Linked DNA regions of Mus musculus: region 1 is linked to region 2. Evidence: chromatin contacts called from ENCODE POLR2A ChIA-PET data. All regions are on one chromosome and are shown on one strand. Each heading gives the region's core, a stretch centred on a gene start or an enhancer-like site at or near the end of the contact. The rest is flanking DNA. Distances are from core to core; before and after follow the strand shown.

Region 1 (5,075 bases), core at 191-2,690, 220 kb before region 2:
TCTCTCCTATTTTGACTTCCTGCAGCTTGTTGCCTTTGGGAACTAAGAACTACTTTCTTCTGTCATTTCTCTACAAAGTTATTGTTCTTTGTGGGTGATCACAAACTTAATTTTTCTTTCAAGACAGGGTTTCTTGAAAACCTGTGTATCCCTGGCTGTCCTAGAACACGCTGTGTAGACCAGACTGGCATCAAACTCAGAGATCTTCCTGCTTCTGCCTCCTGAGTGATAGGATTAAAGGCATGGGCCACCACTGTGGAGCTCTTAATTTTTATCTATTTGTTTTTGAGACGGGGTCATATATAGGTAGCTCAGGCTGGCCTCAAATTCAGTGTGTAGCCAAGGCTGGCTATGAACTCCTGACCTTCCTTGACTATATCCCAAGTGCTATGATTTAAGGATACGTTCCCTCCAGGGGACCAACAAAGGCAGAAGGGCAGGTTTGGTTCCCTTTTCCTTCTGAACTACAGAGGTTTCTGGGTTTGGTCATAGCTGTCTCTGTTCATCTGTCGCCATCTCTCTCTGTTTGATCCCTTGCTAGGGCTTGCATGACAGGCAAGTGTTCTGCCACCAAGAAGTTCTTATTCTTCAGCTATATACTTTCTAGATTACATTCAGATCACCACTACCTTTTTACAGCCGAGTAGGTATAGATGATGAAATCAGGGTTTTCTGAGGTATATCCCATTTCTAGGGAAAATGTCTTCTCTATGAAAACTTGACAGTTCCTAAATTCTCTAGGCCCTTCAGGGTCTGCCCTGTAAGAGTGTTCTGATCTGTATGCTGTATAGGAATCTTGTCATAGCTCCCTAGTTGCCAGGTTGGAAGCAGAGATCATTTGGGTGTTTTGAGGTTAGAAGCTAAAGGCTGGGCTAGGAGAGAGTTCTGAGCACTTGCCAGTTCCTTGGCCATATTGAGATGCCCACAAAGGCTACACAACCTCCTTGATTAAATCGTTCAGGAAGAACTCACTGAGCTGGGGGCAAATCTTATACAGGACTTTGGGCAGGGCACCTTAGAAGAGTTCTACCACCAGAAACAAGAGGCACAAGGGGATCAGATGATCAGACACCAAATAGAATTTCAACCTTTAATTTTGCTTAGAGATGACTCTTGAAGTTGGCAGAACGTGCGTCTTTTTGGTCCAGGTGCAAGGACTCAAACTTTGAGCCAATGAAGCACCCTGATGGAGTTTGCCACCAGGCGCGCACACAGGGACCACTATACCAAGCACAGACGCGCTCCTCTGCCCATCTCCAAGATGGCGGCCCCGGGATTGCCCGACCTGTCTCCGTCTCCAAAATGGCCGTCCGCCCCGCCCACTCCCTCCCCTCCGGGAGTGCGCAGCACGCTCCCGCCGCCCCTCCTCCTCGAGCTCCACCCAGGTCGCTGGCAGCGCGGTCGGTGGCCGCGATTTCCCGCCATTGTGAGAAGTGGAGGCTAGGACGGTCTCCCCCCCACCCCTCCGGCCGCTGGCCAGCAGCTCCGAGGCGCTCGTGCCCGTCACCGCAGCCACCTCTCCTTGAGACGCGCGGAGGCCCGTGGCTCGCGACGCCCCCGCGCGTGGGAGGGCGCGGACGAGGAGCGGCCGAGCCCCCGAGAAGCCGGGCTCCGAGCGCGCTCGGCCCGCAGAGGAGCGCCCGCCGCACGGGCCGCGCTGGCCCCGGCCCTCAGCGCCATGCCCTGTGGAGAAGATTGGCTGAGCCACCCGCTCGGGATCGTGCAAGGCTTCTTCGGTGAGTGGCGCGTGGCGAGCAGGGCCGGGAGGGGAGCGGAGTTTGCGGGACCAGGCCCGCCGCGCGGCCGCACTCCGGACGACGGGCCGGGGGAATCACTGCCGAGGGCTCGCGTGGCCCCGGGCCTGGAAGCCGAGCAGAAGCAGCCGTCTCCGGCCGCCGGCGCTGGCGCCGCCGCCGCCTCCCGTCACCTGCCCGCTGCCCGGCCGCGGCTCGCTGGCGGCGGGGCCGCGGCTCCGAGCGCTAGCTGTGATTGACGGCCTGGCTCCGGGCCGGTGGCCTACGTAGCCCGGGTGCTGCAGACACGGAGAGGTCCCCTTGCCCACGGAGGGCCCTTAGAGCGGCCGCGGAGAGAAGCCACTGCCTGTGGGAGCCTGCGGGATATTTCAAAACTTCCGGGGTGTGTAAGGGAGTGCTCGAGCCTTCGCTCAGAAGTTCTCTCTGTTTCCCTTGACATCCGGGAGAATGCTTCTTCTTTTTTTTTTTTTTTTTTTTTTAAATTATTCTTCCTGCCCTGTTGACATTAGAACCCGTCTGCTCTGTTACCTGTTCCCGTACCAGGGCTAGCTAGAAATACTCAACTACTTAGATGAGTTGCCACAGAACGGGAGCCGAGAGTGCTGTAGGCAAGCTGAGTAAATTCTAGGTGTAATTGTCATCGTTGCTTTTTTTGGTTAACCAGACCTCCGATTCCCACGCGCATCCCAGATTTCGGTGCGTTTAATGACTGGCCTGTGCCACCGGTCTCCGTGGAATGTGTTTTCTGTAGTAACGCTCCCACCGGATCGGATTCATTTTACCTAGAATTCTAACTAATCAGGTAGTTTCCCAGGGTGAAACTAAAGCCGGCAGATAGAAGGGCTGGGTAGACATGACGATTATATAGCCAGTGAACACACAGTGTCTTCAACAGGGGCAGGGGTGTGCAAGCCCGCGAAAGAGTAAACCACGGGCTTGGGGTATTATAGCTCAGTAGTAGAATGTGTGCCTGGCCTGATGAATGGTCTGAGTACAGTGCAGGTGGAAAGAGGCAGATTCAAACCTAGCCATCTAGGGTGGTTATCAAAGGGTGTGTGTAAGCTGCTACCTGTGATTCTGTCATTTGGAAGGCAGAGCCCTTCGCTAAGTGCTAGTAATTGAAGTTCAAAATATTGGACCCAACAACTGGCATGTCGAGACTAACAATGATTCCCAAATGTCAAGCCAGGGTTCAGTTCTGTACTGGGTGAAAGTGCAAATGTGTAGATAAATTTTTAGGGGAAAAAAAATCTCTCCGTAGTTAAAGGTTTGGGACTTAAAGGGTTAAGTTCCAATGACCGATACCAGAATTCCTTACCCTTTAGTTTGAGGCAGGTCCCTAGCCCTAGCTGGCTGGCTTGGCGCTCATGGAAATCCTCCTGCCTCATCCTTTGGAGTGTTGCGTGTGCCACCTTACCCAGCCAGAATCTCCATTTATGAGAAATATCCCACTACCACGGTCCTGCTGTAGGGAGTTCGGGGAAAATTGCATTTGATTATCAATATTTTATAAATATTTTGGAATGTTTTGGAAAGGTCACTGCTGCCCTCTGAATGACTCTTTGGGAGAGAAGTGTATAACCTGCTCTGCTGTATTTCTGCTGTGTTTTCCTGTCGCAGTGATTACATTGGGTACCTTAAAGCTGGAGACTCTTTGGTCTGTGTTTGATTTTTGATTTCCGTACTGGGGGTTGAACCCAGTACAAGCAGGCAAATAGTCCACCACTGAAGCTGGTCTTCTGGCACGTGCCTCCATACCCAGTCTCTGTATCAGCTTTAGATATTAATTATCTCTTGACCCTGTCCAGAAATCTTCATCTCCAGCACTGCTGTCATAGCCCAGGATCTTTAGTCACGTTTTGGATTTCTGCAACAGCCTCCCCGTCTCTCTTGCACTTTCTATGCCAGAACCAGTGGCTTCCGGTTGGTTATAGAGACTTCCCCCCCTTGGGTTTTAGTTTCACTAGTATCCCCAGGTTGCCCTTGAATTCTCCATTTTTTACCTCAGCCTCTGGGAGATTACAAACAAACTTCACTGCACTCCTGTTGACCTGAGTATATTATGACCTTAGTATCTGACCTACACCCTTTTTCCTCCTCTGATACCCTGTATACTGTATAGCTCTGTACCCTGTACCCTGTAGCTCCAGCTGCTCTTGAGCATTTGCCTCCAAATTCTGGGATTACAGGCATGTACCTGCTCTTCTGGCTTTTTTTTTAAAGATCTATTTATTTATTTTATGTATATGAGTGCACTGTAGCTGTACATGGTTGTGAGCCTCCATGTAGTTGTTTGGGAATTGATTTTTTTTTTTAGGACCTCTGCTCGCTCCGGTCAACCCTGCTCACTCTGGTCTGCACCGCTCACTCAGTCCTTGCTCTCTCCTCCGGCCCAAAGATTTATTTATTATTATAAATAAGTACAATGTAGCTGTCTTCAGACACACCAGAAGAAGGTGTCAGATCTCATTACAGGTGGTTGTGAGCCACTATGTGGTTGCTGGGATTTGAACTCAGGATCTTTGGAAGAACAGTCAGTGCTTTTACCTACTGAGCCATCTTGCCAGCCCACTCTTCTGGCTTTTACCTGTATGTCTTCTGAGGTGTTTTTATATCTACTTGTGCGTTTCTCTGAGGATAGGAGTCCATGGACAAGGTGCCCTTGGATACCAGAAGTTACAGCAGTTGTGAGCCTTCGGTGGTCTGTGGGTGCTAGGATACACTTTTGACTCTAGTTTTCTTCTTATTCTTCATTTGTTTCCTTGTGTTGTTGAGACAATGTTTTGTGTAGCTCAGGTTGGCCACCAGCTCACTAATCAAAGATGCTTCAGCCTTCCAAGTGCTGGGATCACATCCATGTATCCCTATGTTTACCCCCACCCACCCCATATTAATAACTTGAATTAATACCACCTCCTCCTCCTCCTCCTCCTCCTTCTTCTAATTCTTCTTCTTTCTCCTCCTCCTCCCTCCTCCTCAGTCCTCCCTCTTCCTCCTCTTCTTCCTCCTCCTCTTCCTCCTCCTCCTCCTCCTCCTCCTCCTCCTCCTCCTTCTCTTTTCAGAGCTGAGAAACAAACCCAGGGCTTTGTGCTTGCTAGGCAAGTGCTCTACCACTGAGCTAAATTCCCAACCCCATACCCACTTACTTTGAGACCAGCTCCTGTCATTTTACCCAGGCTGGCATCCACCTCCTGGGTTCACGTGACCCTCCTTTTGCTTCTAAGTAGCTGGGACTAAAAGCATAGGCTACTAATCCTACCCATAACAACACACACATGCATGTGTGTCCGGACCAGCGGACAGCGCGTAGAAATCACTCTG
Region 2 (5,026 bases), core at 2,380-4,879:
CAGGCACAGTCTCTTCTAACTGGTCGGTCCACTTGACACACACACACACACACACACACACACACACACACACACACACCCGCTATTGGTGCTGGATGGGTGACCTTCAGGAAGACACTTAAATTTTCTACATTTCCTCACACAGAAGGAAGGGGACACTGTTAAGGATCTTTCAAGTTTAAAACTATAATGGTGAAATATTTTTTTCCAAGCCCAAGACATCTTGATTTAATATTTCGCACTTTCTGCTTGATAAGAGCAGTGTTAAATTCCTTTTGGTTTTTTTAATCTCGAGCAGATTTAGGAAACTTAGTCTACCTAGTAGCTACCTAGTGGCTGGAGCAAATCCCAGCGTGCTGGCTAAGTACCAGCATGTATAGGCTCAAACTTGATCTTCACTCCCAGTGACGGGTGTCAGAGGGCGGAGACTGTGCCTGTAGCCAGAGGAAGGAGGCCTCAAAACATACCACACATTATATGGCTTCTATTCCCTATGCAGTCTGAAGACGGCTAGTTTCAAAAGAGAATCTTTTACCCAATAATGTATGAAATAGACACACACACACACACAAAGATACATGCAATTATGTCCACCCCAAATTACAGCCTCTTGTAGTAATAATTTCCAGAAATAAATATACAATTAGTTTCTTGTAAATGTAAACTGCCAAGTATGTGGCTCACTGCTGGATACTAAAGTTGTAGCAATAGTTATAAGGAAAATGTTTGCCTGAAGTTCTCAAGGCCCTGGGTTCAATCCCTTGCACCATACACATAAAAAGAAAACTAGAATTTTCTAAGTTAATGATTTATAAAGCATTTTTAATTGGGTGAGTTTTTGAAAATACCAAACAATTTATAAACTCTTTACTGCTTTTATTTTTTTCCAGAAAGTAATAAGTTAAGAGTATTTCTTCTTGTTTTGTTTTGTTTGTTTGAGGCAACATTTCTCTATTGACTAAGCTGGCCTTGAACTCAGAGATCCACCTGCCTCTGCCTCTGAGAGCTGGGATTAAAGCTGTGTACCACCAGGTCAGGCCCAAAGTAGAGTCCTATTTTTTTTTTTCTTTTTTCCTTTTTTAATTAGATATTTTCTTTATTTACATTTCAAATGTTATCCCCTTTCCTAGTTTCCCCTCTGAAAACTCCCATCCCCTCCCCCCTCCCCCTGCTCACCAACCCATCCACTCCTGCTTCCTGGCCCTGGCCTTCCCCTATACTGAGGCATAGAACCTTCACGGGACCAAGGGCCTCTCCTCCCATTGATGATAGAGTCCTATTTTAAAGTGCATTTACTTTACCAAACTTTTCATTTTGAAAGGACCAAATGTACATAAATTATTACTGAACATTATGCTAAATATGACTTCTGTTAACTATATTTTCAAAGATCCTACGTGGCCGGATGGTGGTGGCTCATGCCTCAGAAAGCAGAGGCAGGAGGATCTCTGTGAGTTCCAGGTCAGCCAACACTACACAGAGAAACCCTGTCTTGAAAAGCAAAGCAACCCAAGGAGCTGAAGGGGTTTGCAGCCCCATAGGAGGAACAACAATATGAACCAACCACTACCCCCAGAGCTCCCAGGGACTAAACCACCAACCAAAGAGTACACATGGAGGGACTCAAGGCTCCAGCCCAATATGTAGCAGAGGATGGCCTTGTGGGAAATCAATGAGAGGCCCTTGGTCTTATGAAGGCTCTGTGCTCCAGCGTAGGGGAATGCCAGGACAGGGAAGCGGGAGTGAGTGGGGTAATGAGCAGGGAGGGGGGGAATGAGATAGGGGGGTTTTCGGAGGGGAAATGAGGAAAGGAATAAAATTTGAAATGTAAATAAAAAAATATCTAATTTTAAAAAAAGAAAAACAAAACAAACAAGAAAAATCCTACCTAAATTTGTATTTTTAAGTTCTTCACTCAAAATTCAATCGAATTTTTATTTATTTTTATTTTATTTTATTGGTTTTTCGAGATCGGGTTTCTCTGTGTAGCCCTGGCTGTCCTGGAACTCTGTAGACCAGACTGGCCTTGAACTCAGAAATCTGCCTGCTTCTGCCTCTCAAGTGCTGGGATTAAAGAGGTGTGCCACAACTGCCCAGCTCAATCTTTTTTTTCTTTTTTTTTATAAAAAAAGACAAGGTCTTATTTTGCAACACAGGCTAGTTTCATTCCAACTTAATTACTTAATAACTTTTGAGATAGACTCCGATTATATAGCCCTGGCTAGACTTGAACTCAAGATCCTCTCGCCACAGCTTCCTGGGTGCTGGGATGACAGGCCTGAACCAGGCTGGGCTTCATTCCAAATTTGTATTTTCAATTTTTCTTGCTTTTTAGATTGAAGTACACAAACCTGAATATCTATGCAAATGAAGCATACACCTAGTGTTCACCAGACTCCTCAGCTGTTTCTGGTAACAAAACTCCAGTATTTGAAAAGGACAACAAGGAATCACGCCATTAAAAATACATTCTTTCACTCCAGTGTGAGTCTTAAGGCAGTGGCTAAGTATGGTGATACAATGTCTGATCTTTAGTTTTGGAACTGTCAGAAAGAGTATCTTAAAAAAAAATAGTGGTAGTATCAGAATTTTCTCTAACTGAAAGCAGTTTCGACCAGTAATAATAAGTTTAATGGGGGAAAATAACTTATTTACTCGAGCCTCCTGAGTCACTCTATGCCTAAGATCCAGTAAACTCAAGATAAGCCTCAACTAAGTTCTGAATTTGAAAGTGAAATCCCCACAGGAGACTCCACTCAGCAGCCTTTCAATCCTGGCCGTGCGCCATCAGCACCGGAGGGAGCCCAGGGTCTCAGCACGGGACGCGCGGGACAGAGAGGCGGCGGCCGGGCCTGGCCTGGGCCTCAGCCGCTCATCAGGCCGGTCGCCCTTCCCTGGGACGCGGCGCACCGCAGCTCAGGCCACCACTGCCCTTCGCCCTTCGCAAGAGGCTGTGGAAAACCACCCGATGTCACCACGCGGGTCGCACCCCGCTGGCTACCGTCCAAGGCCACCCTGCCTGCGGCTCTCTGCGGCCCGACGCCCGTTCGAGGCGGATATGGTTAAGGACTCTCCTTGCGCAGCAGGGCGCGGGGTGGGGTGACTCGCATAGCCCTGGCTCGACCAGGCCCCTTCGCCGTCGAGGTGGGACGGCAAGCTCCACTCACCTTAGGGCCCTCGGGGGGCACACGCGGGTCGTTCCACGTCGTGGTGCGGCTGTTGTGGTCCACGAAGAAGGGCCAGCCGGTCTGCGGGTCGATTTTGATCTCCCAGCCCGGGGGCAGGGGGTCTCGGTCGCTGGCTCCGTTGCCGGACGCCATCTGCATCATGGGCGATTGGGTGGCGGCGCTCATGCTGGGTTAGGGTCCGCCCGGGGCGCAGAGCTAGGGCGCGGGTCACGAGGTCGTGGAGTGCGGGCACCTCTGTGTAGCCGATGTGTCCGGGAAGCCGGCGCCGGGCACCTTTATGAATTAAAGGACTGGGTGACGTGGCCGAAGAGGGGTGGAAGTGTCTGGAAATAGCCTCCTAGCTGCCAAAGGGGAAGGAGGAGATAAAGAGAAGGCAGCAACTGGCCGGCTAGAAACTTCTGGTCCCATCCAGAGAACTTGGCGGCCGCCGTGGGTTGGATGCGGAGCTCCGCCCTGAGTCATAGGCTATAATCGCGGCGGGGCGGGACCTTGGGAGGGATCGGAGGCGGGGATTTGTCACCCGCCCCTCCTTCTCCTAGACTACCCAGGCTGTCCCTCCCTATCCCTGTCCTGTGTGTGTCCTGGGGCCTGTGCGCCTCGCGCCAGGTTGACACGCACCGGTGTCCTTGTGCTCTCTGGCTGGTTTCTGTCTCCGGACTCCCCACCACTCTTTCGTGCCGCGTGGGGGTGTCCCGGGGTTAGCAGTCCAAGGGCCGACACCTGGGGCCCCACCTTTGTGTAAGGACTAAATCATCTTTAAACTCGGAAAGTCTAGTTCTTTCTCTCTCTTCACACTCAGTGACGCTGGCGTCCTGCAGTGACGTTTTTAGTAACTTTTTCTCAAGGGCCTTATGACTTCTGAGAAATTCTGGAATGCTGATCTGAGGTCACAACAAAAAGAAAGAGCTGTGGAAACTCACCTGCCTGCTTTGGAAAACTGAAGAAGCAAGGACTAAAGTGACAACTTTGTGCTCTTGGCCTTCTATATAGGCACTTTCGCACAGTGACTAGACTTCAGAAACACCTGGAACCAATACTGAGGCCAATTTCCTGACTCAGATTCAGAGAATGTCCTGGGACCTTCAAAGATACATCTCTGGCCTCTTCCCCTCCGATTTTTACTCTGTGGCAAATACTAGAGGACTCTGCCAGACATTTCCAACAAGCTGATTTTTTTTACTTCCAAAGACCTTCTTACTGACTTTGAAGTCTCAAAGCCTCAGTATAAGTATTAACATAGTTAGCCTTCAGGTACTGCCTGGTGCCACCAAACACACCTGTATAAGCCCAAATGTGGGAATATTGACTTATTATCATTTGATAGTCACATTGAAAGGTCTAGACACTTAGATTCACTCACTGGTCAGTGTCTGTCTTTTGCTTCTTTATACCTGAACCCACCCAGCACGTGGCTAAATCCAGAGTCCATCTTCAATAAAGGAATAAAGATTGATGTTTATTGAAGACTGAATACAAAGTGAATTTTTTCGCTTGTTTTTCAATACAAGGTATCTTTGTGTAGTTTTGGCTGTCCTAGAACTAGCTAATTATGTAGACCAGGCTGACCTTGAACTCACAGAGATCCATCTCTCTGCCTCCCAAGTGCTGGGATCAAGGGCATGTGTCACCACTGCTTGGCTGTGGATATTTTTTTAAAGATATGGTCTATCTATATAGTTCTGCCTCCCAAGTATTGAGATTAAAGGTGCACACTACCATCTACTACGCCTAGCAATGCCCTATTTAAAAAATATTTAAAAAAAATAAATAAAGATTTATTTTATATGTATGAGCCGGCTTGTGCAATGCCTTCCGAGGTCCAAAGAGGGTATTGCATG

The links. ChIA-PET counts read pairs that join two places held with the same protein, here RNA polymerase II (POLR2A).
Region 1: POLR2A ChIA-PET joins it to region 2 with 11 read pairs in embryonic stem cell. The contact joins the promoter of Mcmbp here to the promoter of Bag3 in region 2. POLR2A ChIA-PET finds 5 or more read pairs at or near these places in 2 of 5 experiments (Patski and embryonic stem cell).

What each region holds. Positions count from the first base shown.
Region 1 is chr7:128,736,794-128,741,868 of GRCm38, reverse strand. It overlaps Mcmbp (minichromosome maintenance complex binding protein), which reads left to right and starts at 1,440. Exons shown (of 16, transcript NM_145955.3): 1 at 1,440-1,736. The coding sequence starts at 1,679.
Region 2 is chr7:128,522,186-128,527,211 of GRCm38, reverse strand. It overlaps Bag3 (BCL2-associated athanogene 3), which reads right to left and starts at 3,629. Exons shown (of 4, transcript NM_013863.5): 1 at 3,168-3,629. The coding sequence starts at 3,353.